Regions from separate parts of the Mus musculus genome. Here region 1 is linked to region 2. The links are chromatin loops, found by intact Hi-C in ENCODE. Cell type or tissue: left cerebral cortex. All regions are shown on one strand. Each heading gives the region's core, and the rest is flanking DNA. Links, peaks and the distances in the headings are about the cores only.

What was found. A loop is a pair of places that touch in the nucleus more often than their neighbours do. Peaks named below come from ENCODE experiments on the same cell type or tissue, not always from the same donor. Only the 100,000 strongest peaks of a DNase experiment are listed, where the experiment ranks them.
Region 1: a loop joins it to region 2, with 2.9 times the contacts of the local background. A loop is called at or near these places in 22 of 42 quality-filtered maps.

What each region holds. Positions count from the first base shown.
Region 1 is chr3:35,682,761-35,698,990 of GRCm38, reverse strand. No RefSeq gene overlaps it. Among named protein-coding and RNA genes, the nearest start is that of Gm6639, 25 kb to the right of the region's middle. In left cerebral cortex, for the core only: CTCF peaks have their summits at 5,798 (motif pointing left) and 10,030; DNase peaks (open chromatin) are centred at 5,789 and 10,021.
Region 2 is chr3:36,136,593-36,152,822 of GRCm38, reverse strand. Zfp267 (zinc finger protein 267) reads right to left here and starts at 1,743. Exons shown (of 4, transcript NM_001101478.1): 1 at 1,628-1,743. The coding sequence starts at 1,630. In left cerebral cortex, for the core only: no CTCF peak of the experiment used is centred there; no DNase peak of the experiment used is centred there.

The DNA.
Region 1 (16,230 bases), core at 5,527-13,526, 460 kb after region 2:
AGGATGTAGACTCTTGGCTCTTCCAGCACCATATCTGCCTAGACACTGCCAGGCTTCCTGCCATGATGCTGATGGACTGAACCTCTGAACCTGTAAGGCAGCCCCAATTAAATGTTATCCCATATAAGAGTTGTCTTAGTCATGGTGTCTCTTCTGATCAATGGAAACCTAAACTAAGACATAAACCACAGGGCTTTATTGGGGTTACTTATAACAATATAGGTGAGAGGTGTTTTATGGGAGTAGACATGATTCAAATATAGCTGTCACCTCAGTATGGGTGAACTCATGAATATTGGAAACCTGGTGCACACTGCACAAGGTGCATGTTGGAGAGTGTCTTTTCCAGGCATCTCAGTTGGTCTGAGCCTTTCTCACCAGCTAGCCTTTCAGTTTCAGGAACTTCCTGAAGCCACTGAATTGTTTGCTTCCTGAGCTTAAGGTGCTTCCCTGCAGGATAGGGCGTTTCACCTCTCCTTAGAATGTACTACCGTTTCACCTCCCTTTTAACATCCTGTTTCTTAATAGGCACCCTTCCAAAATGGAATGTTTTCTCTCAGAGGAACTTGCTACACAATGCATACGACATAAGGTCTATGGGCTGAGAACACGTAACAGTTACAAGGGACTTTATCCTTAACAGGGCCCATTTTCTGAAATGGACCCACATGCTCTAATGACCTGTTTCTAGTGCATCCAAAACCTTTAAATTGGCTTCTCCTTCACTCATCTTGAACCACTGCTGGCTTAGCTTTGGTTGCCTCCAGCTGTTCTCCTGCTGGGTTCCTTAGCATCTCAGCCAACTTTTTTTTTTTTTTTTTTTTTTTTTGAGGGTTTCTCTGTGTAGCCTTGGCTGTCCTGGAACTCACTCTGTAGAACAGGCTTACAGGGAGTCTTTCATCCGTGTCAGCTCTCTGTTTCTTTGACCTTGGAACCCCTCTAATCTTTTGCAGTCACTCTGTAACCTGCACACACGTGTGTGCATGCACAGACATGTGGGATCTCAGAGTTAGTACCTGTAATCAAGATTATAATACAATCTGTGATTGCTAATGGCCACACTCTTGAGGAAAATCAAGATCACTTGGGAACTGCAGGTCAAAAGCTATAGCTTGTGAATTTATTGCTATTCAATGAATTCTGATGTTGCAGATGAATACAATGCATCTGCCTATGTTTTGTTTCTGTTTTTGTTTTTAATAGAACACTCAGGAAAGCTGAGGTCTCAGAAACAGAACTGAATGAAACATATACCCAGTATTTCCGACTTCTTGTCACTGTTAGTAAAAGAACTTCGAAATGAGACAAAGAGAGGGATTAGGAAGAATTTTATTACAGACTTAAAAGTATTCACTCAAGGGAGAGTGCCGGCTTCTTAAGATACAGTCAGGACTCTTGGGACTTTTAATAACTTTTTTGTTTGGTCCATTAGGTTCCGTTTTTGTTTGTTTGTTTGCAAACTTTAATGGAAGGGTGACTCATTCCTGAGATAAGGAATGACGGAATCCTGGGAACGGATGGAGATTTTTCCCTAGCGGTAGGGATTACTGCCTCTTGCATGGGTCTGGGGTGTTATGCCAAGAGCTCCCTGACAGGAACATCCTTCTGTAGGAGGCTGGTCATATGAAGATGCTGTTGTAAGGAAGCTGAGTATCCATGTTGCACCAGTCAGTGTTGCCAAGCATTGTTTCGTTTTGAACTTCTATGCAGTCACATGGTGTCTTGTCTGACTATTTCCCGGTGGGGGCACCAGTCTCAAACTTGCGTCATTTGCCTCTTTCTCCTTTGTCTACAGAGCTGCCTTGATTGTTATTCTTAGTGGACATTTAGATTTGTTAAATTTGTCACACAGTTTCTCTGTATTTTGAAAAACATCAGGAAAGAAGTTGAAAGTAAATTGATTTACAGTTTGGCTAAGGTAGGGCTAGAGGTGGGGATTTGAGCTAATGCCCTGCTTCCCATGCCTATAGACACCTACAATGTATAGAAAACAGTAAGAACATATGTAATTAACTGTGAGGCAGGCTAATAGTCCTTTGAAGGTGCAAAGAGGACCTGGGCCCCATGTTGTTGGGTTGTTTGAAGACACTTAAAAAATTAAATGTAGGCAGAGGGAAATGCAGTCTCAAAGATCTCTTGTTTTAATAGAGAAAATAATCAGGTTTGTGAGTCCTATGGTTTTCCCTTAATCTGGACCTGTGAGAGTTTCTTGTTCTTGATTTTATTCATTTGATAGGTGGGGAATGCAAGCTTTTTGCATCTACTCTTTGGATGTCAGCCTCAAGCTCCTGAGTTCTGAATCTTGCTAAACACAGCACAGAACAGTGATCTTCTGAGAGCCGAAGAGAGGGCCAATCGAGGAGTGATGCGTTTTGCTGAAGCATCTTTTCAGAGCATGCTTCACTGGGATTGGATGGCAAGCAAAGCTTCTTCTCCAGCTAATCACAGGCAAGATTGAGACCTGTCCCCATTAGGTCGGTAATAAGCATTGTGAAATAGGACAAGGAGCCAGGGTGTCGAGTTACAAAAAAGCCCTGTATTGTCTCCTTCTACCCCAAACATAACTTGGATGACCCAGATGAACCCCAAATGCAATCCAAATCTTCCTAAAGGAAGAGAGGAAATGTGATAGAGAGGAGGGCAAGAGCTCACATTGGCCAGGTGTGATCCTGATTTGGAGACAAAGGAAGGGACCCAGAAAGACAGCACAAGGAATGTTTTGGAGGCTGTAAAGAGCAAAGGGCCAGGTGCCACTCACAGGCATGTCCACCCTCTTGGCTCTGTAACACAACCCTGTCACCTGCAAAGTCAATGCTCAAGAGTTGCACAATTGAGTGACAAAAAAGTCTCTCATAATCTTTTAAATGATTTACTGGGTCATGCATTTCCCCTAGGCAGGGTGCTGTTTCCTCGTGGAGAGTGTGTTCCCCTTTCTCATCTCCTTTGGGGCAGATTGATTGCCAGTGTTGAGAGATGATACCCAGTTAGTTTCCTCAGGGAACCCCTGTGGGGTTTGGTTTAATTTTATTTCCTGCTGGAGACTGAACCAAAGCTTCACAGAGCTCCATGCCCTGCCCAGTTCCACCTGCTCGGTGTTTTTTAAGTGAACAGTATGAAAGCAAACTCGGCATAGGAGCTTCTGTTTCAGGGAGCCACGTTTGGGTAGAGGTCCATGCTCCACTTGGGTTTTTCAATCAGTTTGCTGCCTTAATATATTCAAAGCTAGCATCTCCACCCTGTGTGGCCCGTGGTGCTTCCAAGTCCTAAGTTTCTCAGTGGTTCAGCAGGTCCAGTTAGGTTCCTCCTGTCAGGGATCTCTTCAGTTCCGGTAGCTCTTTTTCCTTGGATGAGATACTCTGCTTGTTACACCTACTGATACCCCTTCTAGTCTCTTTTACTGTTGTTATTTTTTCTCTTTCTCTTCCTCTTCCTTCCCCTCCTTCTTTGTACCCTCTTTCTCAGTTATTTTTCCTCTTAATTTTTTATTTAAGACAGGGTCTTTCTATATAGACCGTGATGTCTTGAAATTCAGAAATCCTCCTACCTCAGCTTCTTAAATTCTGGGGTTAAAGATGTGTACCACCAAGGCCAGTACCATCTTATTTTTGAGACAGGGTTTCTCACTGAACCTGAGGCCTTTTGATTTGTGTAGACTAGCTGGCTTGCAAGCCAGGATTCCTCCTGTCACTACAGCCTCAACTGGGTTACAGTGTGTGCTGCCATACAGGGCTTTTCCAAGTGGCTTCTGGGAGCTTGAACTTAGATCCTCTTTCCCATCATCTAAGTCATCTATCTTCCCAGCATTTTCTTCCTTCCTACAGATATTCATTTTTCTTCATTTAGTGGTATTGTCAGGATTTAAATAAGAAGGAAAGTATGTGGTTACTTTATTTGCTTAATCAGAAATCAGCCTATATGCCACCAGAGAGTGGGCTCAGCAGTAAACTGTATACTGTTGTTGTAGAGGGTAGGAATTCAGTTCCCAGCACCCACACCATCTGTAAGCCCCAGGAAGGTCTGATGCTACTACCCATCATGGGCACCACCACATCCTCCCCCACATACACATTATTAAAAAATAAATCTCAAAATTAAATATATCAGTCATTAATTTCAGTGTTTCAATTTTTTTTTAACTGTATGTCTTTGAGGCAACACATAATGGGATGAATTCAAATAATGTTTTGAGTCGGAAAAGCAGAATTTTATCACTGCCTTCTCATGCTTCCCTGCTGGGCTCAAGAACTAATTTGACACATGAAAAAAGTAAGAGGAGAACATAAGTATTTAATCTTAGTTTTGTGGACTGGGGAGCTCCGACTGAGAACTAAACATCAGGGAAGGGGTGACGTTCGAATGCTTTTATATTAAGTTGAACAGAGACACGAGTACAGAGAAGTAAATTCTGTAGGAGGCTAAAGGAAAATAGGAATTGTTTTAGCAGGGTTTGTTTGTACAGAATCCTGTTTGTTGTGCCTCCCCATTGAGAGGCATTCTTTTTTGCCTAGTCTTCAGTGTAGGTTTTTTTTTTTTTTTTATTCTCCTGTATGCAAGGAGAAGGGAATGAAGGGGATTCCTTTCCTTCAGCATCTGCTGCTTTTCAAATACCTTCCACTCCAAACAACACTCATGCCGAAGTGGCACATTCCAGGAATTTTATAAATGGACTGACAAAGGATCTAAAGGATTCTTTTGTTCCTTACTTTGGCTATCAAATTATGACAGAGTGACCACCCCTAAAATCGGGATGCTCTCGGGAATCTCATACTACCAGAAGAAAAAGTTTCAAGCCTGTAGCTAACCAGAGGGGCACTTGTCGCTAGAAACTGGTTTGCACCTTGTCCTTGCAGGAGACAATGATTTGCAGGTCAGTGATCTGCAGGACCCTACCTTGACCAGGGCTATTTATGCTTTCCCCAGGCCTTTTACTAAGTTAGCTCATGACATCCTCCTGAAGACAACCGGGGTGGGAGGTGCCAGTAGTGAGGGGTCAGAGACAAAGCTCTACACCGCCATCCTAGCCTGAGCAGCTAGCTACCCAAGATGTTTAAGGACCAAGATGTCAGGCGGAAATGGGACTTCAATAGCAAGAATTTCAGGACTGTTGGAGCAGAGATTTTGTTAATTGTTTTCATACAGGCTTACACAGAGGCCTGAAAGAAAGAGTGTTGCTCCGACGAAAGTAAGACACAGCCGGAAGTACAGGTGTAGACTATTCACAGGAATCACACTTCAAGAGTCTTAGCGATGACGTCACCGGAGGCGGGAAGACGAGGACACACGTCACCTTTAGCACCCTTGGGACTTTTATGAACCTTAACTCAGTCGCTGAAAGAACTTTAAGATTTGCCAATTTATGAAGCAGAGTTGGTGATTTCATCAAGGGTATCTCAATGGAAATGTAAGCTCAAGGGCGGAGAGACAGATGAGGGCTCAAAAGACAGTAAGCACATCTGGGAACAGTGGATTGATCGATCCAGCCGGTCTCCGATGACTCCCAGAGAGGTAAAGTGTGTCCTGTGTGTGAACTTGTAGGAAGAACATCTACTTACCATCGTATGCTTATACATGATCGGGCATGCACATGATTAATAGCAGATGTATCATGGGAAAAGACAGGCATAGTGAGCAAAGGCTTGCTTAACGTAAGCCTATCAATGAAAACAGGAAAGCAAGGGCTGGAGAGATGGCTCAGCAGTTAAGAGAACTTCCTGTTCTTCCAGAGAACGTGAGTTCAGTTTCTAGCATTCATGTCTGATACCTATAATTCTACCCAGCTCCAGGGACTATGGCACCCTCTTCTGGCCTCTGAGGGCACTGTACTCATGTGGATTCTTTTAAATCACGTGCTCTCGCTAGAGGTTCAGGCTGTGCTCTCCTCTGTTATGTGAAAGCTGTGCCCTGGGTGACTCCATTTTACAAAGCAGCAAATTCAGAGGCAACATGACTGTCCACGTAGATACCACCGGAAGCACAGACTGCCAGATAACTGATTCTTTTTTTTTTTAATTTTTTTATTAGGTATTTTCCTCATTCCAATGCTATCCCAAAAGTCCCCCATACCCTCCCCCCCACTCCCCTACCCACCCACTCCCCCTTTTTGGCCCTGGTGTTCCCCTGTACTGGGGCATATAAAGTTTGCAAGTCCAATGGGCCTCTCTTTGCAGTGATGGCTGACTAGGCCATCTTTTGATACATATGCAGCTAGAGTCAAGAGCTCCGGGTTACTGGTTAATTCATAATGTTGTTCCACCTATAGGGTTGCAGATCCCTTTAGCTCCTTGGGTATTTTCTCTAGCTCCTCCATTGGGGGCCCTGTGATCCATCCAATAGCTGACTGTGAGCATCCACTTATGTGTTTGCTAGGCCCCGCAGATAACTGATTCTTAAAAAAGGTACCAATTATAAACTTATCAAAGTAGATTTGAAACCACAACAGAAAAATCCAGACCCAAGAAACCCTCAAACACACAGGCCAAGGAAGGGTGAGATCTCCTTACCTAGACCCCACTAACAGACACTCAATACCATGATGATGACAGTCCCAGCAACGGTCATCCACTTGTCTGGTATGGGGGCAGAGACTTCTTGAGCTTCAGCCCAGCAAGCTCCTTACTTCTTGAAACATCCCTTATGAGTTGCCATCTGTTGGTCTGTCTGTCTATACCTATGGACCAGGTCTTCACCACTGTCGTCCTGCGTTTCTGCCCTACCTTGTGGTCCCATGATTCAGCTCAGTGCCACCGGCTTGCTCTCCAACTGGATTTTAAAACTACCTGCAGTACCTGCATCTGTACCAATTTTTTTGTAAAGCCCTCTTTGAACTATACCACTTCATTAACCCATTAGTAGCCATTCTGCAATTTACATGCATACAGACACACACATGCACATACACATGTATGCACACTTGTGAGTCTGAAGTACAATGTCAGATCTGAGAGTTGATGTTAGTGATTAAGACCGGAATAAAGTAATGTGTGTTGCCAATAGTCTGCTATCAAGGGAAACTGGGACACCCAGGTAAACCGTAGCCAGCAAAAGCAACATAGCTTGTGAATTTATCATTATTTAATAAAGTCTGACATCGTCAAGAGTCTCAATGTGCCCTTCTGTGTTTTGTGCACAGAACACATTTAAATTATTTTCCTCCTACAGTTAATGTGTCATGAATCCTTTATTTATTTATTTATTTATTTATTTATTTTGTCTTCAATATAAATTTATTTGGTTTAATACTGCTTGAGAGTGACTTAGGTTTGGGGAGTCCTCAGACTCTTCAATACTCCTCAGCCTTACTAGGTCTCCTTATGACCATGATAGGCAGAGGGGAATGTGAACATGATTTGGGGACATGTGAACAGAGATTTGGGTACTCTCCTTAAAATCATCATCTTGTAAAACTAAAGACAGAAGCCCAGGTAGAAGAGCTTTAAAGTAGGCTCTTCAAAGAGAAACACTACTTTCTATAATCAAACACTATATTAGTTTTTGTTTTTATTGATTGTGGCAGGGCCTGGTGGAACACACACACTTTTAGAGGCAGAGGCAAGCAGATCTTTGAGTTCAAGGCCAGTCAGATCTCTACGATGGATTCCAGATCAGCCAGGGCTACACAGTGAGCTCTTGTCACAAAAACAATGTATTTGTGACTCCTAAGAGATGAACACTCTTTCCATTATGGTTGCTGAAAGGCCTGTGGGCATGTGTATATGGACTGATCATCAAGGTTGGCTACACACCTCAGGCAGTGGCCACAGCATAGCCTTTGTCTACAAACACTGCCTCATTTATCAAGTAATTTGTCTTCAAAGACTATTTCATTCATCACACAACAGAAAGAAATTATGTTAAGGACTGCACTCTGATGAAAAGGTCAGGACTGTACCCAGGTACTTCTAACTCCCTTCCATACTGTGAAACTTGAGGTGGTGAGATCTCACGCCATCTGTGAGCACATCCTCGTGGACTTTGACAATGCCGGATGATACTCATTGGCAACTGAGAAGCCCAAGTAACTAAACAGTTTTCTTCCTTTTTCATGTCTCTTTTGGAATTAGAGTTTTAAAAAACATGCTCATGATAATTAATATCTTATCTGGTATATTTCTAATGATAAAATGATACTAATCTTGGTTTTAGTGAGGTTACACATGAAGATTTTATGTCCTTTTGTTTAAGCATGTATTTGTTGGTGTTATCACTGTTTGCTTACCCTAAACCTCTCCCTTATTCAAAACTAGTATTTAAAAGAGTCAAGGGTTTTCACTGTCTCTCTGTGTACACTTATGTGTCTACACGTGTATATATATTCTAATTATTCAGTATCATCTGGATAAAAGAAATTTAGTTTCTTAAAGTTTAACTTTAATTCTATTTACTCTAGCTAGAAATACCCAAAATTTTCTGGTGATGGATGGAGGGCCAATCAATCAGTGGGCTAGAAAGTGGGTCTGTTGCAGGTGACACCTGTAGCTAGGGTCCTGGTGTGGCTCAAACCCTGAGCTAGCGGGAGTACAGGCACCTTCTGAGCCAAGGTATCAGTGTTAGGGTTTAGCCTTGGAAAAATTCCTTGGCAGATAGGGGCCATGGAATGCTGCAGAAATCACACCAACCAACAAGTCTCATACAAGAGAGAGGATGGGGAGGGGGTGGTGGTGGGATCCTTTGGAGGAGGAAGTGAAAGGTAACCTCTCAGTGGGGACAACAGAAAGACAGGGATGCCCCCTCACGCATGCGCGTAAACACACACACACACACACACACACACACACACACACACACACACACAGAAAGTAGGCCACAGAGGCTAATTATGTTATCTCAGGCTACAATCTTTCTCAGAGAGCAGTTCTCCAGGAGCATCCACCAAACTATCTAACGAAGTCTCTCTTCCCTTTTGCCCTTTTCCCACTTGGTCAAGGGCTATTGATTTAAAGTAGATTCAAAGTCTGTTTATTTAGGTTCCCTCTCCCATTCTCTCCCTCCCTCCCTCCCTCCCTCCCTCCCTCCCTCCCTCCCTCCCTCCCTCCCTCCCTCCCTTCCCCCTCCCCCCCCTCTTTCTTGGTAGGACCTCAGATAGCCCAGGCTAGCCTTGAATTTACCATGTGGACTAAGGATAACCCTAAGCTTCTCATGTTTCTGCTTCTGTCTCTTCTTTGGTGGGATAACAGTGAGCACTTCCATGCTGGGTTTACACTGTGCCAGGCATCGAACCCAGGCCTTTGTGTGTGCCAAGGCCTACCAAGGCAAGTACTCTACCAAGTGAGCTACTGCTCTTTGCTGCTTCCTCTCCCTTTCTTTCCCATTTGTTTGTTTTTAGCATAACAGAAAAACAGCATAGCTTCCTGGAAGAAGCTAAATACTTTTGCTGAAGTCGTATTGGCGCTTTACTGGAAGGTGACTCTTTATCCATAATTTAAAAATTTTTTGAGAGTATATTTAATTATATCATTTCCCCTTTCCTTTTTCTTTCCGCAAACCCACCCATATACCCCCTGCCTACTTTGCTCTTTTTCAAATTCATGATCTTTTTTCTTTAATTGCTATTACACATACATGTACACACACACACACACATTCCTAAATACATAAATACAACCTGCTCAGTCTATATACTGTTACTTGTATGCACATATTTTCAGAGCTGACCGTTTGATATTGGGTAGCCCATTACTGTGGTCCTCCCTGGGTAAGGCTGTTTTTCCTGATTTCAGCATTCCTTAGCTCCCCGGAGTTTTTAAAGCTGAAGGGGCATGAGCCCTAGAAGGTGACTTTTAGACACATTTGCAATGGAATGTTCCTTGTCTTACCCATTTCTAGACATTTAAGGCACACAAACTTTGGAGAAGCTATGGGCCAAGACACTTAAACAGACTTTTGTATTCCTAGACCTTGTCCAAAGCTCCTACCTCAGTCTCTTGCCTGCTTATGGTTCAGGTGTGCCGCAGTTCATAACCAGGCAAACTCACGGCTTCTCAAAGCATTACCTAACTGGAACCATAGGTTGAAGCATACTTTGGTGCCACCTTATGCTAAGCGGGCAGAATTGCACCTACTTAGACCAGCTTCATTGCCACGCTCTCAATGAATTGAAACAAGGAACCTATAGTACTTTTGTGTGTGTGTGCTATACCTTAATTTCTTTTTTCAAATGTAATATTATAAAAGTGATAACCATATTGAATGACATTAAAATAGATGATTTAGCATGGACAAATATTCGTGAGAAAGTTATATAATCTGTGTTAAATTTCCTTTCTGTTTCTATCACAGGATACCCTAAGACTGGAATGAGGCACATGAAAACCACTTTGTGTATTATTGTACAATTGATGGGAAAGTCAGAAAACCATGGATAAATCAAAGGAAGCAGAGTAGCCAGCTGCTGGTGGCTGTGGCAGTCAGTACTTAGAAGGTCCTGACCATGTACCAGGACCTCATTTAATCCTCTCATATCCCTGTGAGATTAGCACAGTAACTATCTCCATTTTAAAGACTGGGAAAGGGAGGCAGAGAGATTTAGTGACTTGCTTAGGGTCACGCTGTTAACTAAATAGCCCAACCAAGGTCTGACTTTTGAACCCGTGTATTTGGCTGTAGTGTCTACAGTTACTAGGTTATTATCTCCAACGTTAAGACAGTAGAAGGAATAACATATGTTTATTGAGCAATTACTGTGTGGAGTAAGTAGTCACATGTTTCATCTTATTTCAACTTTGCACCGACTTTATGAGGAGCATATGGTCTCATTTCAGAAATCAGAAACCCAGTGTTACAGAAGATAGCTAACTTGTGCAAGATAAACCCAGTGTTACGGAAGATAGATAACTAACTTGTGCAAGATCACAGAGAATAGGTGATTCTTGATCTGCATTATTTCACGGCACAGTTCTTTGGTGGCAGGGGAGGGGGAATGTCAGGCAGGGGGAAGAGGGGGAGAGGAGGAGAGGTTGAGAGGAAGGGAAACACACACACACACACAGAGAGAGAGAGAGAGAGAGAGACAGAGACAGAGACAGAGACAGAGAGACAGAGAGAGAGACAGAGAGACAGAGACAGCGAGCGAGCGAGAGCTATCCTGCGACATACTTGGCTGGGGTGTCACTTGCCATTCTCCTACCTTAGTGTCCTGACTACTGCTCTGGGCACAGGAGTGGACCATCATGACCAATGACAGCCCTAGTTACTAACCACGCAAACACATGGCCTCTCAATGCATGTGACAGGAAAAAAAAAATCTTAGTCTTTTAACTGAGATGGTTGAAATCAGAGTGTTTCAGGTTTTATATTTCTTTTGTATTTTGGACTATTTGCAGATATGTAATGACATATCTCACTTTAATTTCATAAGCACCTCATATATAGCCCAAAGGTAATTTTTAATAATGTCACACAAATGTATAATTATAACATAATTTATAATATAGATAGCTTACATAAATAAGTTTCTTTTTCAGTATCTCACTATGCATACACTGGCTGGCTTAGAATTTACTATGCGGATTTGGCTGCCATCAAACTTGTGGGAATCCTCTTGGCTCTGTCTCATAAGGGCTAGGATTACAGATATGTGCCACTGTGCCTTGTGTGTATAATATCTTTCAAAGTATTTAATATTTAAAATTATGTATGTGTGTATGTGTGGCTGGGAAGGCCCCTGAGGAGGCCAGAAAGGAATTCTGAGCTCCCTGAAGTTATAGGAAGTTGCCAGAGGCCTGATGTGGGTTTGGAGAACTGAACTCAGGTCTTGCAAAAGAGCAGCAGGTTCCCTTAGCTGCTGAGACATCTCTCCAGACCAATATTTTAAAATGTACTTCTGTCTTTACTGTTATCAGTTACATGGGTTCTGATGTGAAAATTTCTACTGTGGTACCATGTCCAGGCTCAAAATGTTTCAGATGTTTAAACATTGGGTTTTAGGTTTCTGGTCTAGAGATTCCCAGCTTGTATAACAATGATGCATGATTTTTAGATCAGTAAGATTTCTTTCATTCCTGATGGGCATTTCCCAGTCTGTTGTCTCGAATGGAGGATCATTGAAGATGTGAGAGCAAGCAGAGCAGAGGCAGGTGCTAGTACATAAAGTTAAAGAAGGAAAGAGATAAAAGTTCCCCAAAGTGGGAGAGTTTCTCAAGGGAAACCCACCTGGACAACAATATGAAACGGTCTAGGGACTTTTTAATAAGAATTATGATGAATCCTTTGAACACATTGCAGGATGAATCAATCATAGGGCCTTTTCTGGCCTAACCATGGAAGTCATTCTGCTCAGTTAATGGTAGCTGAAGACCACTCCAACCCTTGTCCACCTCCAGCTTCTTAGTTAACCACTGACCTTATCTGTCTGTTAGCTGTACCCAGTGTTGCTACTGCTGACCCTGGAGGTGCTGCTGACTGCTAATGCAATTGTGCTCTTTGGTGTCACATTGACGTGACCTGCTTTGTAGTGTCCCCATGGAACTGACTCCAACCACAGCTACCGGGATGTAGCTTCCTTTGTTCCTGGTCACTTTCTATTTGACGCCTTGTTCACATGATGGTCTAGGGTTCTCTCTTTCCCGAAATAGGTGGGAATTTTTAGGGACTATACTTACTTACAATTTAGTTTGTTATAATTAGCTACACAAGAAGCAAAGGACAAGAGAGGACCCAGTACCTTGCATACGTGTTCTCTAGGGCACTGGTTCTCAACCTTCCTAATGTTGCAACCCTTTAATACAGTTCCTCATGTTGTAGTGACCCCCAAACATTAAATCATTTCATTTCATAACTGTACTTTTGCAACTGTTATGGACTGTGGTATAAATATCTGATAAGCAACCCCTGTGGAAGGACATTTGACCCCCACAGGGGTAGCAACCCATGAGCTGACAACCACTGCTTAGCAGGACACTGGTATTTGGGTTTCCCCCATATCTGAGGTCTATCTTGGATTTTTGGCCACCTGAGCACTGTTGAGCATGGGTTCTATCTTGTGGAGTGGGCCTTAAATCCAATCAGAGAATAGTTGGTTATTACTACAGTGTCAATGCCTGTATTGCACCAGCATGTCTTGCAGGCAGGTTACAATTGTAGATGGATTTAGAGCTTCTCTGGTAGTGTGCAGAGTACTTGCTAGTACTATGAAAAGATAAGTAGCTCAAGTTAGGCACCACCTCAATTTCTCTTTGTTCAGTCACATATTTAAGTGTTGTCTTTAGCAATAGTGCTAAACTATGCGTTTAAACAGTTTGCTGGAAACAACCAATAGCCATGGCAACAGCTTGAAATGTTTTGGGAGTTTCCATCGGGCCCCTTGGCCAACAACTCAACTAGATGTACCCTATTCCTGGCACTAGATGGTTTATTTGGTGGTGAAAGTATCTAGTTGGGGCATTGTCTTCCCTGCTATTTGATGATTCCATTTGGATTTCTTTTCTATATATTTTAAGAAGTTTCTACAAAAGTAGGATTCCCTATGACTCCTCAAATGACCCTTAGTTAGCTGTCCTTCCTCTATTCCCTCCCTTACTCATCCTTTCCTTTGCCCTCCTCATTTAACTCCCAACTCCTGTTCCAGCATGGAGACTTTTTTCATACCTTTTTTCTGTATTTTGTATTTCTGAAATGGCTAGCTAGCAGGATTCTGATGACATAAGTGTGACAGTGTATGTGAATAAAGTGACTGTTTTAATTTCACTGCACATCTTGGGATATATTTAACATTTCACATACTTAATTTAGGAATGGGAAAATCACTTTCTTGAGAGCATTTAATACGAGCATTTGCATTTCTGAACATACGTTATAGTCACTTCACACATGCATCATGCTTCAGGAGTGCCAGAAGCAATCTATACTCTGAGGCCTAGGCTGGTCTGTGTGCTCTTCTGCTCCAGTGGTGCGACTGATCATGTGTCCAACCATTCCGCACTGGCCACTCTCACTTGTGCCATGGCCTGATCTTCTATTCTGAGAACGTATCAGTTGACAGGAAGCCTCAGCAAAACATTGGATGGCAGCGGACACTGAAGACTCATTGAGGACAGGACAGAGAGATCAGAACTGTGGAACTAGTTTGAAAATAAGACATCGATTGTTTCAGGTAGTGGCTGGCTCCTGGGATAGGTTTTTGCTAGGGCTGACAGCTTTTTGTATAGGTCTCCTGTTGCTCAAGTGCCTGTAATAAACACTGAAACAGACCATCGGGAGGGCAGACATGGATGAAAGGGCATGTATTCTTATATTTGGGCTGGTGGTTTTCTAGACTCATGGTGGTCCTTATGTTCTTTCATTGAGTCTGGGGTAAGACCCACACTTCCGCTGTTTCCTCTTTAGATCTGCTAGTTAAGCTCTGTTTGTCGTCCTGTGTGTATTTTTATATGATTGAGAGTGAAAGGATTTGTTGGGATGCTAAATCATAATCAGAGACAAGATCTCCAAGGTGTTTTCCATAAAGCTTCCGGAGCAGTGCAATACAAATACAAGTATCTCTGCACTAAGAACCTTCCAGAATACTGGAGAAAAAGCCTACTAGATTTAACTACTATTATTATTTATTACATTGTAACATTTTCACATGTATGTATCATTGTACTTGGCTCACGTTAAATATATCCCACTATTACGGTTTCCATCCTCCTTCCCCTCTGTTCTCTACCCCTTAAACAGGGCCCTTTCTGGCTTCATACATGTATGTGTATATACATATCTGTCTATGATGGAAATGATGGAGTATGTGTCTTCTTTCCCCATTACCTTTTCTGCTCTCCCCTCTCCTCTCCATTGAGACATCTTCCTCTTCCCTCACACCCCATGCAGTCCCTCTTTTAATTTGTTTTGAGACAGGGTTTCATGTAGTTCAGGCTAGTCTTGAATTTAAGGTTGATATTAAATACTTGGTCCCCTTGCCTCTATTTCCTAACTACTGAGATTACAGCAGACAGTACCACATTTGTTTTCCTATAATTTTAAGTTGATTGATGTTTGGACTGATTCCATTTGTAACTGAAGATAGTACAGCAAGACAGATGGATCTATAAGTATTTTATAATATGCTGAAATATAGGTATGTATGAGAAACAAAACACTATTGTTTTGTTTTGTTTTTAGCAGCTCTTGGTAGCCAAGGTTTTATTTATTTATTATTTTATGTATATGAGTACACTGTAGTTGTCTTCAAACACACCAGAAGAGAGCATCTGATCCCATTAAAGATGGTTATGTGTCAACCTGTGGTTGCTGGGAATTGAACTCAGGACCTCTGGAAGAGCAGGCAGTGCTCTTAACTGCTGAGCCATCTCTCCAGCTCCAGTGGTTCTACTTTTAAAATTTAAGGACTCTCCACAGTGCCCACATACTGGTTGGACCATAATAGTCCCGTGAGCACTCAGTAAGAGTTTTCTCCCCCAGCAACTGAACCAGGATTTGATATCTTTTATTGTTTTATTTTTTGGATGTTGGCTGTTTTATCTGGTCTAAGATGGAATCTTAATACATTTTTTTTTCTTTCCATGATTCATACATTTAGTGTTTTAGTGGATTTGTTAGTGTTATAGAGTTTGTGTTTTATCCATTGTTGGGCCGATTCATTCACACATCATACAGTATCTCAAAAGTAGATCCATGCTTACTTTGCTAATTTCAAAAATTAAAATGAGTGGAAATGTACATCTGCTGCCAGCTTTCAGCTTTCCAGTACAGTGTATCATTGAACAAACAGATGCATGCTTGTTTCAGTTCACATCTCAAAAAACAATCTCAAATGAACTGTTGTGAGCAAAATGCATACTTATCAAGGGAAGCGTGTGGCTCAAGGTCTGAGATTGCTTGTTAATGTTTCCAGTATTCCAACAAAGTCTTCAAGACTCGTCTTCAGTTTGACCAAGACCTCTGACTTCTGACAAGTCCCCAGTCTTTCCTCGGCTGCTCAGACGATGCCACCACTATTGCCTAGAAGTGGTTTGCCGTCTTGTCCAGAGTCACTGCTGACCCCTGACCTCTTGGTTTCCTGAGTGGATGTGCTTATCAACTAAACTGTAGGAAAACATTCTCACACATTCAGAGAGATTCAACCATTGCCTGCTTCCCTCAGTAGCTAGCAAGTCTGAGTACATCTGGAGAAGAGATTCATTATAGAATAACTTCTATTTTCCATCACATGGTCACATGCTAATATTGATATGTCTACTAAACTAAAGGTACAAAACTGGGCAGTTGCTAAACTAGCTCATAAAGTGGAAACTTTAT
Region 2 (16,230 bases), core at 3,740-11,739:
ACAGCCAGGTTTACCTTGCAGACCGGCTTCATGCTGAGAAAGGAAAACTCACAAGACTTATTTCCAGGCTAAAAAGAAAAGGCCTTTTTACTAATCCCTTAAGAACTTTTTTTTCCCCAATGGCTGCTCTCAGGAACCGCCTCAGTGGGTTAAAGGCACTGGCTGCCACAACTGTCAACCTAAGTTTGGTCCCTGGGATTCCCTTTATGGACAGACGACCAGAATCCTCTCACCCCACAGGATCCCATGGCTGGCATGCACCTATCCAGCTCAGAAGATAAATAAACAAATGAAAAAGAGACAATAACAACAGAACAAGGAAGCAAGAAAGGCTAGTGAGTCTAAACAAGGGGACAAGCAGGCCCATGAGCCCTGTCACCTTCCGTCCCTACAAGGGATGCAGAGCAAGGCGGGAAAGCCCAGAACTGGTTTACAGAACACTTCTCCCATGACTACTTGGCAGTCTGGATTCATTCTTACAAACTTGCAGCAAGGATTTAATTAAGCAACCAGAAGGCCTCCTGCATGCTAAGTACAACTGGCAGAATATTGATCAAAAGGCTGAGATAGCTCAAGTGCGTTTCAGATGGGAGAACACCAAGACATCCAGCAGCGTCCCAATGCGGTCTAGCCTCACACCCCAGGCTGCTGGGACGATCAGCCCAGACACTGACATCATTGGATGCTCCTAGACACTGGAGACAAGGCAGCTGGTGTTGGCATCTCTGAAACCCGGGCAAGGAAAGGGCCAAGTAGAGTCAGATGAAGATAGACCCATCACTATGGAAAATCTCCAAAAGGCAAGTACAACCCCAAAGCATTCTGATTGGGGTTCCTGTGTCTAAGGATGACAAAATGAGAGGCATTGTGTGTGTGTGTTTTAATAAAAAATCAAGTGATTTTATGTTAAATATCCATAGGGTAAATCCTTTTTAAAATGTCGCCCAGTGTGTGGAGTGGGGAAAAAAACCAATCAAGCAAAATGTATGTCTATTTGAAATGCTGCGTGGGAAATGGGTGTTAATATTATTTTTTAAATGGGCATTTGGGAATGCGGTCAGGAGATGGAAATTTAGGAATCTTCCTCCAACCAGAGGAGAAGCGAGGACAGGGGAAGAGCAGTCATCTGGATAGGAGATTCTGCTTCGCGTTTATCTAGACTGCTCGGGAGGAGGGACAGGACACCTCACTGAACACTTTCCCTGCGGGAGCCCTACGCTTGCAGGTTATCGCCGCACAATCCGGGCTACTAGGCTGGAGCCTCTGAGGACTCCAGGGCAGCAGGGTCTGACCCTGGGCCTTCACTGCACCGGCTAGCTCGGGGGCGCGGCCGGGTACCGGGGATCTCCAGCTCAGGCTGCGCGGTGACGCATGGCCCACCAAGGGGGACCTCAAGCCGGCCGATCCCAAGGGCCGGCCGCAGGAAGGCGGGGCCGCCGTCGCCCCCCATGCAGTCGCCGGCTCCCCCTCGGCTCCCCGCAGCCCTCCAGCCTCGCCGCGCCACGCACACACTCACCAGCAGGCTTCAGCAGTGCTCACCGTCCTCCCACATCGAGCACTGGCCGCAGCCGATTCCCACCGGCTCTACACAGCCTCCCTCCAGTCTCAGGACACCATGCACACTCACCATTGTGGCTTGACTACGCGGAGTCCGCGTCCTCCCGGTGGATGGCCCGGCACCCTACAGACGCAGGGCAAACGGATGCCGCAGGGCTGAGCTACAGTCTACACCGGAAGAGACCCAGCCTGAGGAGGATTCCAAGATCCTGGACTTCAGAAACACAGCATGAAGGCCCGCCCCCTCTACCCTGTCTAAACGTCTGATTCGAAGTTCTCACCATCGTGCTGCTGATTGGATGACTTTCCGGTCCCGCCCCATCAGGCCCCAGCACTACCCTATGGGCTGAAATGACAAGTTTTTGGTACAGTTGTAGTAAAGCTGACCCTAGAGGAATCATTCCCATTTACTATTGTATATAAAGTCAGACCAATTTATGAATCATATATATGTATATTATTCGCAATAGAGAAGAGCTTTGGCACCATTTCCCCCTGAGCTCTGTCCTTGAATTTCAAATTTTAAAAGGGGAAAAAAATCTCCTGAATCAGCAATATTGAATATAGAAAGGGGGAGTAATACTCAAGTGTTACTGTACTGGCTAGTTTTGTGTCAACTTGACACAGTTGGGGTTACAATAGAGAAAGGAGCTTCAGTTGAGGAAATGCCTCCATGAGATCCAACTGTAAGGCATTTTCTCAATTAGTGATCAAGGGGGAAAGGCCCCTTGTAGGTGGGACCATCTCTGGGCTGGTAGTCTTGGGTTCTATAAGAAAGCAAGCTGAGCAAGCTAGCAAAGCATGCCAGTAAAGAACATCCCTCCATGGCCTCTGCATCAGCTCCTGCTCCCTGACCTGCTTGAGTTCCAGTCCTGACTTCCTTTGATGATGAACAGCAGTATGGAAGTGTAAGCCTAATAAACCCTTTCCTCCCCAACTTGCTTCTTGGTCATGATGTTTGTGCAGGAATAGAAACCCTGACTAAGACACTTACTTAATTTAAAATTTTCTACTGTTCATATTAAAGTTAAAACAGTGATTGTAATAAAACCCAGTATATCCAAACATATCATCATATGTGGAATTGGTTACACACACACACACACACACATATACATATATGTATACATACATACATACATACATATACACATATACATACATGCACACATATGTATACACACACATATATGTGTGTGTGTGTGTGTGTGTGTGTGTATATATATATATATATATATATATATATATATATATATATATATATATATATGTTACTATACTAAATCATCCAAATTCGGGTCTTCAGCAGGTTTCAGGTCACGTCTGTCACAGTCCTCTTCTGAGAGCTATAATTTTCCTGACCTCAAGAAAGTGAGGGGAACCTGAGAATCTCTCCCATTTATGTCAGAAGTGAAGCAACACAGTTTCCTGCCAATATTTCTTTTAGGTCCCAGTGAATGGGGGTAACCATGTCCTAAAACAGATCAGGGGACTTCAACCAGGAGTGTTCAAAGGTGGGCACATGAGGAGGGAAGCCTGTCTCTTGATCCCTCCATGGCCTTGCCCCCCTGTGATTTAAATAGATTATAAGAAAAATTACCACCACCACCACCACCCCTTTTTAGTTTGGCCTTGGACCTAATTGTCAGGCTGTAGATTCGGGTTTTCTTTTGTGAGACATGGTGCAAATTTAATTACCCAACCATATGCACACATGTCTACAAATTTTTCTGTATAATTCAACACCATCTAGCAATAGATCATCCAACTTTAATTAGTGGGGAAGTAAACTAATGCATATATAGCAGCTACTATTTGCCAGGTAACTTAGGATTAAAATATCATTAAGTCATGGTATCGTGCCTGTAAGTGTGCATTCATCTTCTATCTCTGAATAACAAACCACACTAAAACTTAGCGGATGGTGATAAGGCAGCTCCTCACTTGAGGTTCAGTTGAACTATTTCTGATCTGGTCAGCTGATGGGTGTCAAGGTGGTACAGCCCCGGATGGTGCAGCCCCGGAGAGTGAGCTGGCTCAACTTTACTCCTACTGCTCTCATAATGTCCCATCTTTTCAGCTTCCCGTGTAAACTTGTTCTCAGAGAGATGAGGAAGACTGGAAAGAAAAACAAAAAGACCTTTTCAGCCTAGGTATCAGACTAATAATTTCATAGACACAACGTTTTGTGAGCCACAGCAGGAAGAGACCAACTCAGTTGCAATGTACAGAAACAGAGACACCTGTTGATAGGAGCTACAGAAAAACCATGTTGCCTAAGTCTCGGGATACAGGAAGAATGAAGACATGCTAACATTTTTGCACTCAGTACCATTATGCATCTTCTTATCAATCAGGTTTGTGAAATTGTTCCAAGTTAAGGAATATACCCAAATGAAGCTAGAATTCCACAAGACTTCCTGACTTCCAAAGCCCAAATGTTTACTCTAGGACATGTGATCACCCATTTTATATGGTCTTTTAGGACTTGAATAGTAACACTTAATTAAAGGAGCAGGATTTGTGTCCATTAACCAACCATTCATCAGTATTGAGAATGATCTTCTTGACAGAATATTTCTATGCCTTCTGCAAAGAACCTAAATTAATTTGAGGAAAATGTTTCTTTCAAAGAAAATGAGGAAAGATTTGAAAACTCAAGAATCAACCATACATTTTCCACTTTTCACTACAAGAGAAATTTGAAGACATGTATAATGTGCCCCATAGGCATGAAAATTCTTTTCACATTTATTTTTGGAATTAGTATAATATTTTTGTTTCTGCTGCAAGCAGGATGAAATTACTACACCAGAAACAATATCTTACTAAGAAAATGAGTGACTTAAAGACATATGTAGTGTCTGCTGAAAGAGATTTAAATTATTTATCAGACCTTGGTTTCATTTTAGTCAATCATATGCATTTAGAAGTTGATCTTTCTCTTTTAAATTGTACAGTTTAGTGGAATATATGTTTTTAACGTATTTCATACAGATTTCCTGAATCTCAATGGAGGCCACTTAAGTAAGTAACCTTTGCCCAGCACAGCCATCTCTGAGGAAGCTCTCACGCTTCCATGACATACACAGCTGCACTGAGCATCTCTCAGCATGGTTGCTTATTCATGCCTAAGGGGCCTACACTTTGGGTAAGTTGTGGTTTGATATATCTGGATCTAAATTTCATTTATTTCACATTGTTCTAAATTCTTGCAAGATTCCTTCCAAAGGCTGAGAGGATAACTTTGTCTACGTCTAACACATGTGATTTTTCTGTCTACCTTAAGCAGAAGTTGGTACAAAATGTGTACCTTCTAACTTCAATAGCTACTGTCAGGCTAAGTTCATATTATACTAATTATATTATATTATATATGTTAATTTCTCTGTTCTCATTATAAATATTTTTACAAACATTAGGTATTCATTTGTAGTCTGCAGTTTAAACTTCACACATACTCACACATAGACACATAGAGACACTAGTTCTAATCTTAAGTGTTTCTACAGTGAGCCCAATATCATCTCCATCATGCATTTATGACTTTTTTGCTTTTCTTTGAAAAATATGTTTTGTACAAAGAATAGTGTGTTCCATTCAGTCCGAATAGAACATCTTTAGAGGACCTAAATTTTAAAACACATAGATCTATACAAAATTTCATTTTGTCATACAATATTCTTTTCGCTAAGGTTTTGCCTTCATCCTTATCCAAAATGAAAACCGATATAAAATTGACTTTTTGGTGTCCTTAGCAGTGACTGGCAGTAGCCCTAGGCAGCCCTACAGTTTTCAACCTGAAAATTAGTGAGAACTTTTGCTTACTGTAGAAAATATCCTCAACTGGAATGTTCTTGGTCAACAAAATTATGCCCCTCAATTTTGCAAGAGCAGTAAGCACTGTGGACTGGTGAGCCATCTCTAAAATCCCTCTCCATCTTTTTATCCACATGATTTCAGTTGTCAGGGTTGGCAGCAAGTGGCTTTACCTAGTGAGCCATCACAACAGCACACAGAATAAACTTTACCATGTATTTCACTTAGGATTTTTGCGTATAGGTTCATTAGAAATATCAGCCTTGGGCTCTGAGGTTAGGAGCACTGACTGCTCTTCCAGAGATCCTGAATTCAATTCCCAGCAACCACAAGGTGGCTCACAACCATCTGTAATGTGAATCTATACCCTCTTCTGGTAGGTCTAAAGACAGCGATAGTATACTCGTATAAATAAAAATAAAACTTTTTTTTCAAAAGCAAATTTTTAATAGATATTTTCTTCATTTACATTTCAGATGCTATCCTGAAAGTTCCCTATAGCCTCCCCCCACCCTGCTCCCCAGCCCACCCACTCCTGCTTCTTGGCCCTGGCATTGCCCTGTACTGGGGCATATAATCTTCACAAGACCAAGGGCCTCTCCTCCCAATGATGGCCAACTAGGACATCTTCTGCAACATTTGCAGCTAGAGACACGAGCTCTGGGAGTACTGGTTAGGTCATATTGTTATTCCTCCCATAGGGATGCAGGCACCTTTAGCTCCTTGGGTACTTTCTCTGGCTCCTCCATTTGGGGCCCTGAGCTCCATCCAATAGATGACTGTGAACATCCACTTCTGTATTTGCCAGGCACTGGCATTGCCTCACACGAGACAGGTATATCAGGGTCCTGTCAGCAAAATCTTGCTGGCATATGCAAACAGTGTCTGGGTTTGGTGGCTGTTTATGGGACGGATCCTTGGGTGGGGCAGTCTCTGGATGGTCCTTCCTTCTGTCTCAGCTCCAAACTTTGCCTCTGTAACTCCTTCCATGGGTATTTTGTTCCCCATTCTATGGAGAAATGAAGTATCCACACTTTGGTCTTCCTTCTTCTTGAGTTTCATGTGTCTTGAAAATTGTATCTTGGGTATTCTAAGCTTCTGGACTAGTATCCACTTATCAGTGAGCGTATATCATGTGAGTTCTTTTGTGATTGGGTTACCTCACTCAGGATGATATCCTCCAGATCCATTCAATTGCCTAAGAGTTTCATAAATTCATTGTTTTTAATAGCTGAGTAGTACTCCATTGTGTAAATGTACCACATTTTCTGTATCCATTCCTCTGAGGAATCATGAGGGACATCTGGGTTCTTTCCAGCTTCTGGCTACTATAAATAAGGCTGCTATGAACATAGTGGAGCATGTGTCCTTATTACAAGTTGGAACATCTGGATATATGCCCAGGAGAGGTATTGCTGGATCTTCCAGTAGTATTATGTCCAAGTCTCTGAAGAACCACCAGACTGATTTCCAGAGTGGTTGCACTAGCTTGCAATCCCACCAGCAATGGAGGACTGTTCCTCTTTCTCCACATCCTCACCAACATCTGCTGTCACCTGAATTTTTGATCTTAGCCATTCTGACTGGTGTGAAGTGGAATCACAGGGTTGTTTTGATTTGCATTTTCCTGATGATTAAGGATGTTGAACATTTTTTCAGGTGCTTCTCAACCATTCGGTATTCCTCAGTGGAGAATTCTTTGTTTAGCTCTGTATCTCATTTTATAATAGGTTTATTTGATTATCTGGAGTCCAACTTCTTGAGTTCTTTATATATATTGGATATTAGTCCTCTATCAGATTTGGGATTGGTAAAGATTTTTTCCCAATATGTTCGTGGCCTTTTTGTCTTATTGACAGTGTCTTTTCACTTACAGAAGCAATTTTATAAGGTCCCATTTGTTGATTCTCAATCTTACAGCACAAGCCATTGCTGTTCTGTTCAGGAATTTTTCCTGTGTGCCCATGTGCTCAAGACTTTTCCCCACTTTCTCCTCTATAAGTTTCAGTGTCTCTTGTTTTATGTGGAGTTCTCTGATCCACTTAGACTTGAGCTTTGTACAAGGATGTAGTCTCCCCTCCCCCAGCCTGAAACCTGCTTGCTCAGGGGTGGAGCTTCCTGCTCATTCGTTCTGCCACGCCCACTGCTGGAACCTGCGGAGCCACACACGAGCACCTTTCTACTGGACCAGAGATTATTCCGCGGGAATCGGGTCCCCTCCCCCTTCCTTCATAACTAGTGTCGCAACAATAGAATTTGAGCTTTGATCAGAATAACTGTCTTGGCTACATCTCTTTCTCTCGCCACCTAGCCCCTCTTCTCTTCCAGGTTTCCAAAATGCCTTTCCAGGCTAGAACCCAGGTTGTGGTCTGCTGGCCGGACACAACACAAGGAGATAAGATTGGGTTGATTTGCCTTCTTCTACGTGCTAACCTCCAGTTAAGCCAGCACCATTTGTTGAAAATGCTGTCTTTTTTCCCACTGGATGGTTTTAGCTCCTTTGTCAAAGATCAAATGACCATAGGTGTGTGGGTTCATTTCTGGGTCTTCAATTCTATTCCATTGATCTACCTGTCTGTGGCTGTACCAGTACAATGCAGTTTTTTTTTTCACAATTGCTCTGTAGTACAGCTTGAGGTCAGGCCTGGTAATTCCACCAGACATTCTTTATTGTTGAGAATAGTTTTTGCTATCCTAGGTTTTTTTGTTATTCCAGATGGATTTTCAAATTGCCCTTTCTAAGTCAGTGAAGAATTGAGTTGGAATTTTGATAGGGATTGCATTGAATCTGTAGATTGCTTTCGGCAGGATAGCCATTTTGACTATATTAATTCTGTCAATCCATGAGCACGGGAGATCTTTCCATCTTCTGAGATCTTCTTTGATTTCTTTCTTCAGAGACTTGAAGTTCTAATCATACAGATCTTTCACTTCCTTAGTTAGACTCACACCAAGGTATTTTATATTACCTTGTGACTAGTGAAGGGTGTTGTTTCCCTAATTTCTTTCTCAGCATGTTTATCCTTTGTGTAGAGAAAGGTCAATGATTTGTTTGAGTTAATTTTATATACAGCTACTGCACTGAAGCTGTTTATCAGGTTTAGGAGTTCTCTGGTGGAATTTTTAGGGTCACTTATATATACTATCATATCATCTGCAAATAGTGATATTTTGACTTCTTCTTTTCCAATTTGTATCCCCTTGATCTCCTTTTGTTGTCGAATTGCTCTGACTAGGGCTTCAAGTACTATATTGAATAGATAGGGAGAAAGTAGGCAGCCTTGTCTAGTCCCTGAATTTAGTGGGATTGCTTGAAGTTTCTCTCCATTTACTTTGATGTTGGCAACTGGTTTTGCTGTATATTGCTTTTACTATGTTTAGGTATGGGCCTTGAATTCCTGATCTTTCCAAGACTTTTATCATGAAGGGGTGTTGGGTTTTGTCAAGTGCTTTCTCAGCATCTAAAGAGATAATCATGTGGTTTTTGTCTTTGAGTTTGTTTATATAGTGGATTGTGTTGATAGATTTCTGCATATTAAAACCATCCCTGCATCCCTGGGATGAAGCCCACTTGATCATGATGGATGATTATTTTGTTCTTGAATTCAGTTTGTGAGAATTTTATTGAGTATTTTTGCATCAATATTCATAAGGGAAATTGGTCTGAAGTTCTCTTTCTTTGTTGGGTCTTTGTGTGGTTTAGGTATCAGAGTAATTGTGGCTTTATAGAATGAATTGGGTAGAGTACCTTCTGTTTCTAGTTTGTGAAATAGTTTAAGGGGAATTGGAGTTAGGTCTTCTTTGAAGGTCTGGTAGAACTCTGCACTAAACCCATCTGGTCCTGGGCTATTTTTGGTTCGGAGACTATTAACTACTGTTTCTAGTTCTTTAGGGGATATAGGACTGTTTAGATCATTAATCTGATCTGGATTTAACTTTGGTACCTGGTATCTGTCTAGAAAATTGTTCATTTCATCCAGGTTTCCCAGTTTTGTTGAGTATAGCCTTTTGTAGTAGGATCTGATGTTGCTTTGAATTTCCTCAGGTTCTGTTGTTATTTCTCCCTTTTCATTTCTGATTTTGTTAATTAGAATACTGCCCTTGTGCCCTCTAGTTAGTCTGGCTAAGGATTTATCTATCTTGTTGATTTTCTCAAAAAAACAGCTCCTGGTTTGGTTGATTCTTTGTACAGTTCTTTCTGTTTCTACTTGGTTAATTTCAGCCCCGAGTTTGATTTTGTCCTGACTTCTACTCCTCTTGGGTGAATTTGCTTCCTTTTGTTCTAGAGCTTTTAGGTGTGCTGTCAAGCTGGTAGTGTATGCTCTCTCTAGTTTCTTTTTGGCGGCACTCAGAGGTATGAGTTTTCCTCCTAGGACTGCTTTCATTGTGTCCCATAAGTTTGGGTATGTTGTGGCTTCATTTTCATTAAACTCTAAAAAAGTCTTTAATCTCTTTATTTCTTCCTTGACCAAGTTATCATTGAGTAAAGTGTTGTTCAGCTTCCACGTGAATGTTGGCTTTCTATTATTTGTGTTGTTATTGAAGATCAGCCTTGGTCCATGGTGATCTGATATGATGCATGGGATAATTTCAATATTTCTGTATCTGTTGAGGCCTGTTTTGTGACCGATTATATGGTCAATTTTGGAGAAGGTACTATGAGGTGCTGAGAAGAAGGTATATCTTTTTGCTTTAGGGTAAATGTTCTCTAGATATCTGTTAAATCCACTTGTTTCATAACTTCTGTTAGTTTCACTGTGTCCCTGTTTAGTTTGTTTCCACGATCTGTCCATTGATGAGAGTGGTGTGTTGAAGTCTCCCACTATTATTGTGTGAGGTGCAATGTGTGCTTTGAGCTTTACTAAAGTTTCCTTAATGAATGTGGCTGCCCTTGCATTTGGAGCAGAGATATTCAGAACTGAGAGTTCATCTTGGAAGATTTTACCTTTGATGAGTATGAAGTGTCCTTCCTTGTCTTTTTTGATAACTTTGGGCTGGAGGTCGATTTTATTCGATATTAGAATGGCTACTCCAGCTTGTTTCTTCAGACCATTTCCTTGGAATTTTTTTCCCCAGCCTTTTACTCTGAGGTAGTGTCTGTCTTTGTCCCTGAGGTGGGTTTCCTGTATGCAGCAAAATGTTAGGTCCTGTTTATGTAGCCAGTCTGTTAGTCTATATCTTTTTATTGGAAAATTGAGTCCATTGATATTAAGAGATATTAAGGAAAAGTAATTGTTACTTCCTGTCATTTTTGTTGTTAGAGTTGGGATTCTGTTCTTGTGGCTATCTTCTTTTAGGTTTGTTGAAGGGTTACTTTCTTGCTTTTTCTACAGTGTAGTTTCCATCCTTGTGTTGAAGTTTTCCTTTTATTATCCTCTGAAGGGCTAGGTTCATGGAAAGATATTGTGTGAATTTGGTTTTGTCATGGAATACTTTGGTTTCTCCATCTATGGTAATTGATAGTTTTGCTGGGTATAGTAGCCTGGGCTGGCTTTTGTGTTCTGTTAGGGTCTGTATAACATCTGTCCACGATCTTCTGACTTTCATAGTCTCTGGTTAGAAGTCTGGTGTAATTCTGATAGGTCTGTCTTTATATGTTACTTGACCTTTTTTCCCTTACTGCTTTTAATAGTCTATCTTTATTTAGTGCATTTGTTGGTCGATTATTATATGCCAGAAGGAATTTCTTTTCTGGTCCAGTCTATTTGGAGTCCTGTAGGCTTCTTGTACGTTCATGGCATCTCTTTCTTTAGGTTAGGGAAGTTTTCTTCTATAATTTAGGTTTGTTTTTTTTTTTTAAAGGAATATCAGCCTTTAATTTTTTTCCTTTATTGTTCTTATTTGGCTTTGATAAGTGGCTATTGCTGTTTATATATATATATATATATAAACATATATATATAATTATATATATATAATATATATATATAATTAGTATCAGTGTTTCCTTTTGTAAATTTATTATGTGTATGGGTGTTTTGTCCACATGTATGACTGTTCACCACATGCATGTCTATTTTTCAGGCCAAATTAAGACATTGTTAGATCTCAGAAACCTTGGAGAAACTGCTAACTGAGGTGCCTATTAACATATCAAAGCAGATACTGGCCAGCTTCCCAGCATCCCTCAGTACCTGTGGCTCCTCCCAGCTTTCCTCACTCTCCACTGCTCTAAACCTCTCCCTCCCAGGGGCTGGGCTGCTGCTTTCCCTCCCCCAGCTGGATCCCTGTACAACAGCCATTTTGACTATTCCCATCTCTTGGCCTTTGCCCCTCAGGGTCACCTCTCTTGATCAGCTGTTCCACTCTTGTTCTCTCTCCCTCTCTCTCCTCTTATAGTCCCGTTTAGTCTGCCAGCCATGTTCAGCCTGTACTTTTCCTCCTGCCTGATTCTTCCCATATATCTATAATAAAAATCTCCATACTTTAGGAATAATCATGTCTTCCTCTTTTAATATATTTTTTTTTTCATTCAGGCATCAGATTTTTGGAATTGGAATGGGAATTGTTAGCACCATATAGTTACTGGTAATAGAATCTAAATCCTCTGTCAGAGCAGGCAGTGCTTTTAACAACTGATCCATCTCTCCAACCCTTTGTATTAGTTTCTCCTGTTTGCCATTTTTAAGAGTTTAAGAATGTCTGGAATTAATTATTTAAGTATTTTGTAGAAATCATTAGTAAAAACCTCAGATTCTGGATTTTTCTTTAGTGGGCGATTATCGTTATTATTGTTGTTATTATTAAATCATACTTGTTACTGATTTATTACTTTCTATACGTGACTCATGTGGTAGGGCAAAGTTTCTTCCATCTTGTCTCTGCTAGAGCAATCTTTGGCTTAACTGGAAAAGACCTTCTCACCCCCATTTTCTACCCTGCCATGAAAAGTCCCACGGGAAAGTACGCAATCCTGTTCTAGAAATTCAGTCAGAATGCCTTAGCTAACTGCATATTGCTTTTGGCTTCTATTGAACTGTGTACACGCTTAATTTCCCCCTGCAACTGCCAACCAGGATGTAATAGTCTTTCTGTGATTTTTGCCTTTAAAAGCTCCCTGTAAAATATAATCAAGGCTGCTCCATGAGAAGTGTTTTTCTTTAGGAAGTGGCTGCAGATTAAAACAGACTCTCAATTTGGATTTAGGTCATGCTGAGTGGTCTTTCTTTGGGTCTGTACACCACAATATTTGGACATCCCACCAAAATACTTTCGAGATCCTCACCAGTTTGACCAACCCTACAATCTCCATGCAGGCCATGGACTTTGGCAGGGGTACTTCTTCCTAGAGGGTGTAAACCTGTGATATTCCAGGGCTCTGAGAAAGAAAGTGTCAACACTTGCAGCTATCCAGGCCCCTCTGTCACCCCTATCTAAATTTCCCTCAGTGAGAGTTGCCTCATCTGTCACCTCTGGTTGTGGGCTATGGCATTGCCCTGTGATATACCTGGTCAAGTAAATTGGACCCTGTAACCACAGGGTGGCCCACCTCTCTAAGAGCTGTGGTGGCTGCCACTATTCTAGTAAAAGAAGCAGACAAGTTAACTCTAGATCAAGATCTTATACTCAGAGCACCCCATGCAGTTGAGGCTCTCCTCTGAGGAACACCAGACCTCACTGGCTAACTAATACCCGTAAGGCCAAGTACCAGGTCCTACTCCTGGACCACCTTCAAGTCCAGTTTTAGAAATTCAGCACCATCAATACTACTACCATCTTACCAGATAATGACTCACAAGTGCTCATGCATGACTGTCTCAAGGAGATCATGGTGGTCCAGGAGACCCAGTGCTCTACACAGATGGGAGCAGCTTCATTAAAGATGGAACCAGGAATGAAGGGGCTACAGTTTACTTAACTGGAAAGATTTAGAACCAAGGCTTAGGGCAAGGAACCTCAGCCAAGACAGCAAAACTGATTGCTCTGACCCAGGCTCTGGGATGGAGAAAAGGAAACATTTTATATACATACATACATACATACATACATACATACATACATACATACATATATGTATACATGTATGATTCACACACACACATAGACAAATGGAAAGTCACTATGCCTTTGCTACTGTACATGTCTAGGGACAGTACTCTATAGAGGAAATGGGCTTCTTACCACTTGGGGAGGACATTATGAACAAAGAGGAAATCTTGGCTCTTCTAGAGGTGCTTTGGCTTCCCCTACAAGTTTCTATCCTCCAGTGCCAAGGGCATTAAGAAGATGACTCTTCTGAGGGAAGAGGTAACCAGGCCACTGACCTGGCTGCCTGACAAGCTATACAACATGGAGACCTACTGATACTCTGATGACATACCTTGACCCTTTGTTGCTTGAGACTCCAATGGTACAACCAAGAGGAATTAGAGCAAGAAGAAGAAAAGAAAGACAGCACAAGCCCACACTTCATTGGAGGGAAATATAATCCTCCCCAAAACAACTGGCAGGACTCTGATAACACAGATCCTCACCAGGCTACTCATCTGGGCTCCACAAACTTTCTGAGTTTCTTAGACCAAGGGATGTTATACCTAAATTAGACAGCCTGGTATGAAATGTTTCAGCCAGATGCCAGGTTTCTACTTAAGTAAATTCAAAACAGACGGCCTTTACCCAGGAAGGAATTCAAATGACTAAAGGACAACACCCCAGCAAACTCTGAGAAACTGACTTCACTGAGATCTAGCCTACCAGAGGAGGATACAAGTATTCAGCTGGAGACTCTGGCTCACCGCCTTGCATGGTCTGGTAAACTCCATTCCTCCCCTTTTCTCCAGTCCCACCCACTCAGAAAGCCTCTGAACAAAGAAAAGGAGACAAAAGCCTGTTCCACATTTCTGACAACTGTTGCAACCTTCTCCCCTGATGTCACCAGCCACCCAAATCCCATCTAAGTGACCATACTTAGGCACAAGCCCAATTTGTGGCTAACACATCATTTTTCTTCACCTACAATGGATAAAAACTTTCCTGCAATAGCCTGGACATGATTTCTCTGGCCTCATTCTCTGAGACTGGTGAACTCACCTGGGAGTTGTTCCCAAATAAACTGGCTTTTATACTTTTAATTTGGCTCGAACTGGCTTATTACATTGGCAGTGAAATCTATTATCTTGGTGCCAAAACCCAGGAGGTGAAGAACCTTCAGCCCAGTGGGAATAGCACCTTTCCCCCTCTCTGTCTTTCTCTCTACCTGATGAAGTCAACTTTTAACTGGAGGCAAACCACCCTTCCCATTTGCAGCCTAAGAAGTATTGGCTACTTCTTCCAGGTCCAGAACCTATCATGCTCCCTGCCAAGAGCCGTGCCTATGCCAGGGCAAGCATGCTCTGGAGACTGTCTCTGTTTGGGGGAGACCCATGGAATTGAAAGAAATCTCCTTCTCTCAAGGCTACCCCAGCAACCCTGCCCCCACCCCCCCAGCCCCACACACACACTGTACAACCCCAGGCTATTGTGTGGGATGCTGTGTTCTAGTCTCTGGTCCTCAACGCAGGCTGGAAAAATGGGCACCACCAGGTCTAAACCTGATCCTCAGATACCTGTGGGGTACCTGATTTAAAATTTATCCAAACTGATACTGTCTCACACCTTGGGCCCAAAATGCTTGATTTGTCTTTATGCTTGTGTCCTGTGTCAGTAGATAATCAATCTAAATGGCCACCAGAGGGCACTCTAGACTTTAACATTCTTCCTTGATCTTGATATTTTCTGCCAAATGCAGACAAGTGGCCTGAATGACCTTATGCCCAGGTTTTTTTTTTAAGACACCCTGTCTTAGTTACGGTTTTACTGCTATGAACAGACACCACAAACAAGACAACTCTTAAAAGGACAACATTTAATTGGGGCTAGCTTACAGGTTCAGAGGTTTATCCATTACCATCAAGGTGGGAATATGGCAGCATCCAGACAGGCATGGGACAGGAGGAGCTGAGAGTTCTACATCTTCATCTAAAGGCTTCTAGCAGAAAACTGACTTCCAGGCAGCTATGACTAGGATATAAAAAGCCCTTGCCCACAGGGACACACCTACTCCAACAAGCCCACACCAGTAGTGCCACTCCCTGGGCCAAGCATATACAAACCATCACATTCCACTCCCTGGCCCCCAACAACTTGCCCAAACATATGAGTCTATGGGGGACATACCTAAACTTAGCATAATACAAAATATATTTAGTCCAACTTCAAAAGTCTCTATAGTCTATAGCAGTCTTCCAATCTTCAACTCCTTTTTCATCTTTGTTGACTACAACAAACTTCTTTCTCCTGGGCTGGTTTCACTCCCTCTTAGTAACTTTCCTCTGCAGATAGCCCACAGCTTTAGCACCTCAAACATCTGGGATCTCCAAGGCAACCTCAATGTTATAACTTCTTGTATCAGTGTCTGGGATTCACACATGATCTTCTGGGCTCCTCCCAAGAGCTGGTGTCACTTCTCCAGCTCTGCACTCTGTAGCACTTTAAGCTCAGGTTGATCTAGTCCACTGCCATTGCTATTCCTGATGATCATTCCATGGTACTGGCATCTCCAACACACTGGGGACTTCCATTGCAACTAGGCTTCATCAATAGCCTCTCATAGGTTCTCTTCATGGTGCCAAGCCTCAACTTCTTTGCATGACCCCTTCAGTCCTGGGCCATCAACTGCACCTGAGGCTGTACCTTCACCAATGGCCTTCTATGGCCTCTCACAGTGCCAAACTTCAGTTGTTCTTCATGACTCCTTCATGCCTTCAAAATCAGTACCACCTGGGTGACTCTTATACATTACCAAGTACAGCTAGCATGAGGTACATTGGCTATCTCTGGAACACAGGTTTTCTTTCTGATCTCAGGAAACACTTC